Regions from separate parts of the Mus musculus genome. Here region 1 is linked to region 2. A link is a loop called in an ENCODE intact Hi-C map of the cell type or tissue named here. Cell type or tissue: heart. All regions are shown on one strand.

Evidence for each region. Hi-C counts contacts between places; a loop is a spot of excess contacts. Peaks named below come from ENCODE experiments on the same cell type or tissue, not always from the same donor. Only the 100,000 strongest peaks of a DNase experiment are listed, where the experiment ranks them.
Region 1: it touches region 2 in a loop (2.5-fold over the local background); 5 of 42 quality-filtered maps call a loop at or near these places.

Annotation. Positions count from the first base shown.
Region 1 is chr10:69,253,520-69,256,019 of GRCm38, forward strand. All of the region lies in intron 4 of Rhobtb1 (Rho-related BTB domain containing 1), which reads left to right. Among named protein-coding and RNA genes, the nearest start is that of Rhobtb1, 42 kb to the left of the region's middle. In heart, no CTCF peak of the experiment used is centred here; DNase peaks (open chromatin) are centred at 362 and 1,082; H3K27ac peaks cover 1,432 bases.
Region 2 is chr10:69,306,019-69,308,518 of GRCm38, forward strand. No RefSeq gene overlaps it. Among named protein-coding and RNA genes, the nearest start is that of Gm40685, 4.8 kb to the right of the region's middle. In heart, CTCF peaks have their summits at 374 (motif pointing right), 1,301 (motif pointing left), 2,126 and 2,328; a DNase peak (open chromatin) is centred at 1,363.

The DNA.
Region 1 (2,500 bases), 52 kb before region 2:
TCCTCCAGTACTCCCTGCACAGAAGGGTCTGGTTTCTAGAACAATCCAGCAGGACTAGGAGGAATCAGGGACAGGCAGCTGGCCAACTGGAATTTGAAAACTTTCTAACTTGGTTTAACTGTACACAGAAGGCCACTGCTCTCTGTGGCTTACTATTTAACCCTATACCCACCCCCTATTTTGCCAACTAGAAAAGATAGCTCCAGTGTATCAAAGGTCTTCCTAGATCTCAGACAACATGGCATCTCAGCCAACATCAGATAACCCATCTGCCTGGGGAGCCCTAAGAGGCAGGGGGTCTCCACGCCACTGGTGAGGAACTGCCTCCACTCCCAGTCCTGTGTCTCAAGGGGCAGTCTCGCCTGCAGCTCTCCAGGACTCCGGGGGCTCCCATTGCTTCTCCTACACCAAGGCATCTCCATCTCACTTTAAACAGGATGCACCCCACCTTGGAGAGCAAAGTACTTGCCTGTTCTTCCGTATTTGTGCAATTGTTGACTGGAATTATTGCCCACAGTTTACCTTCTGGCTCCTTTGCCCTCAGGAAGGCAAGCCACCCGTCCCAGCACAACAGCTGGTGGGGTCTTCCTCCCACCTCCCAAGCACCATCCACTTTTGGATGAACTTTTAAAGTTCTTCTCTGGATCTTTTCAAATGTCAGGAACAAAACCATACATAGTAACCATGACTGTCACCAGCCGTTCTTTTCTTGGCAACAAAGAGCCTCTTAAAGGGATATCACTCATCTCTGAGAATGATAGGTCACACTTTGATACTGGGCATCTGAAAAAGGACAGCAAATGGGATGAGTTGTGCCTTTAGGAAGGCACATGGGACGCTCCATCCCTCTCCTCCAAGCCAAGCTCATGTAAGTAACTGCAGATGTCACTGTTTCCTTGGCTCATCTGCCCCAGGGTCAGGTGATGCTAAAATCCTGTGATGCTAAAGGTGTTGGCAGCAGCTCCAACATAAGCTGAGCAGCCCTGGATGCCTGAGCTGCTGCCCAGAGTCCTTCATATCCTATCCAGCAGCCTTGTTGTCGTGGTGACCCTGCAAAGTAAGCTCATTTCACAGTTGAGGAAGCAGCTACAGGAAGGGCCAAGGTCAGGCAGCTGCGACGGAGCTGAGCTGAGTTTTCCTTCCTGGTCTGGCGAACTGCAAAGCCCACATCCCGCCACTCCCTCCTCATTCGTGGCTGACAGCGTGGCTAGGTGGCAGACTCTCTGGCCACCTCCTCCTGGTCTCATATGTCTCTCACTGTCTGTGTGGACAATGAAAACCAGCATTCTCCCGTCTCTCCAGCTGGGATGCTCCAGGGCTTCATGAAGTCCCCTTAACCCACAGCAGATAATCTGACTCTTTGTATGCATCCCTAAGCAGCCAACTGTGAAAGCTTTATGGTGTGTGTGTGGTGTGCATAAATGTGCATGTATATATGTGTGTGTGGTATGTATAAATATGTATGTATATGTATGTGTGATGTGTATAAATGTGTACATATTATATGCACATGTGTTTATGGTGTAGATAAATGTTTATGTATTATATGTGTGTATGGTATGCATAAATGTGCACATATATATGTATATGTGTGTATGGTGTACATCAATGTTTATGTATATGTGTGTGGTGTGCATAAATGTATACATATGTGTATATGTGTGTATGGTAGACACAAATGTATACATACATATGTATATGTGTGTATGGTGTGCATAAATGTGTTTGTGTGTATGTGCACCTGTGTGTGCACACTGGGCATTTGCACAGAGAGGTCTGAGGGTGGTGTTGGGAACCTCATTCCATCATTTTCAGCTGACTCTTCGAGGCAGGGTCTCTCATCAGATCCAGAGCTCACCAACACAGCTAATCTCCCTAGCCAATTTACTCTAGGAAATTCCTGGGCGCCTGTTTCATGAGTGCTGAGATTACCATCAAGCACCCACACCCATGTGGCATTTTCAAGAGTTCAGGGTATCAGTACGCCATCCTCCATATTTTAAGGCAAACATTTTACCCACCAAGCCATCTTCCTGGCTCTGAAGAAGTGGTAATTCTAGGTAATTGGGGAGGGGGCTTTTTTTTTTCCTCCAAAACAGTTAACTGAGCAATTTAGAGCCACCATAATTGCCCTCCTCACCAGCAGTTCTGTGCATTATTTACAGTCTAATTGGGTTCATTTATGGCATGCTGCATTTCTATACAGATCTCTCTCAGGCTCTGTTTGCCCCTATGAGGAGTACAGTGTGTGTTTTAAATGATAACATTAATCAGAGCTGCGGTTTCTGGGTGTCTGTTTAGATAAGATGGTTTGGGTTTCGTGTTAAAAGTCCATGAAATCAGATATAGCTTGGCTACACTCAGTTTCCAGTGCCTCATGGAGGCTCTCTAAAATATTCAAGACTCTGTTTGCCCGGGGTTTATGTCTTTGCCTAAGCTTACGGCCAATAACAAGAGAAACGTGAAAAGACAATGGGCACATCTGTCATTGAGTCTTCTG
Region 2 (2,500 bases):
GAAAACCTCCTGCCTTGCCCTCCAGTGTCTGGGTTGTAAATGCAAAAATTAGAATAGCGGAAGGGACCTTCATCCTGGAACCCGCCACTCACTTGGGTTATCAATTTGAGCCTGTAGGACACAGAACAGGCTGGGGGCTCAGAGATCAGGATCAGAGGCAGAGAGATCAAAGCCGTCCATCACGGTGACCGAGGGTGGGAGAAAGTTACTCAGGCTCCTCCTCCCGGATACAATCCTGAGCCTGTAAATCTGGTTGCTCACAGCTTTTCGGCCTGGGACACAGAAACAAATAGGGAAACGTAGACAAGATGTGTGCTCATGATATCCGAATAAGCAGTTTAAGCCGAAGGTCCGATCGTGCTATTATACCCTCCAGCCACGAGGCGGCGCCACAGAGCCCGCAGGCACCAGTAGTAAAAAGAAAATGTGAGCTAAGTGGGGCCTGGCTTCTCTGTTTTGGGTGCAGTTTGGTACACCGAGTTCAGAAAGAGGCCTCACAGCAATGCAGCATGGAGCCCAGCTTCAGAGACCTGTATCTTCCCTGGATAAAATGTAGTAGAGTTCGTTTGATACCACCTCTTACAGAGCATCTCTCCTGGGCTGAGTCAGTTTCCTTCACCCAAAGACACTTGGATTTGGCTTTGTATAACGGTCCCAGGCTCCAGGCACAATGAGCAAGAGAGAAGCTGGTCTCATTTCCACCCAAAACCACGCTGTGTGAATTATGAGGTCATCAAAGCATGTAGCATAGAGTGAGATAACCCAGGCTCCCAGTTGAGATGGATAAGCAGCTCGACTAGGTCTGTGGGATGTTAGTCAGGGGCGTTCGAACCCTGCCTTACTAGGGGCAGAAAGAAGGTCCAGTCACGGCCCCAGGCATCACACTATCCCTGTCCCTAGGGACTACTGGGAAGTAAGCTATGAAAGCCAGACCGTGATGACTTTGAGTCTTCCAAAAAATGGTCACTAAAGGTCACAGCCTCTGTCCTCGTTTCTGATCGTTTCTGAGGAAGCAAGATGTCACTCCCTCTAAACCTTTCAAAATTAGAGTCACCCAAGGAATGTTGAAAACTACAGATTCCCCAAGTCAGAATCATTGACGAGAAGGGGCGGCCCAGGAGTCTGTGGTATTTTCTTTTTAAGAAAAACTGTTTACACAAGTAATCTACCTGCAGGAAAGTCCCTCCTTAAGTAATCCTGAAGGTCCTTCTCCCTGCAAGCCCCTTGGCTAGCTGAGATCACTGTCCCCTGAGAAGCCACACTCAAGGACTCCCTTGGTGTCTGTGGAGTCCTTGTCGCCCCCTGCTGGTATGAGAGCAGATCTGCCAGAGTCGCCTTGCCTTCTTGGGAATCACAAGAGGGAAAGCTTTTTCCAGGGTTGTCTGCACTCTCTGATGTTCATTCCAGTGTTCTCGGTGCACTGCAGCTTTGATGCCACTGGCTTGCATGCCTGAGCGCTTCTGTTTATTTACTGAGGAGTCTGCCCTGGTTTGGGCATCACACGGGGCTAGGGAGTGCGGGATACTGGGTCCCCCTGCTATGTTTCCTTGGAAAGCAAGACATTCCATAACCGAGCAGTGGTAGCACACACCTTTATTCCCAGCATTTGGAAGGCAGAGGCAGGTGGATTTCTGAGTTTGAGGCCAGCCTGGTCTACAGAGTGAGTTCCAGGACAGCCAGGGCTACACAGAGAAACCCTGTCTGGGAAAAAAACAAAAACAAAAGAAACAACAACAACAAAAAGATGTTCCAAGATGAGTTTCGAGAGGAACCCATAGCAAATGGAGACACTCTTCCACACATTCCCAGAAGACCATCAGCTCCCAACACTGGGGAGTAACACTCCACAGACTATTGGTCAAGTCTGCTCTGGTCAGCTCCCAACTCTGGAAATACTCACTGTGGGTCAGAAATGGAATCTGTTTAGGCCTTGAAGCCTCTGCAATGAGTGCCTCTCCCCAGGGACTTTATTTACTCAAAAACATGTGGGGTGTCCTGGAAAGGAGGTGGGTTTTGCAATAAAATACACAAGTCCAATCCCCAGTCCAAGGCAACATTTAAAAGTTACTTAAAATATTGAAATTTTTGTGTGTGTAACTTTTTCTAGTTTCTCAATTGCATAGTTCTTCTTTTTTTAAATTTTTTTATTATATGTAAGTACACGGAAGCTGTCTTCAGACACACCAGAAGAAGGCATCAGATCTCATTACAGATGGTTGTGAGCCACCATGTGGTTGCTGGGATTGGAACTCAGGACCTTCGGAAGAGCAATCAGTGCTCTTAACCACTGAGCCATCTCTCCAGCCCCCAACTCCATAGTTCTTGAGTGTGAACTTTGTAACCAAAAGTGTCCTGGTGTGGAAGCAAAAGGTTGGCTATGCCTGTGTGTCTACTGAGCCTGAGAAAGAGCATCTAGTGACCTTCCAGCTGGCCAGATGGAGTGAAAACTTACATGATAGGGTGCCTGTCACCATCATGAATACCAGAGGGTGTTTTTGAT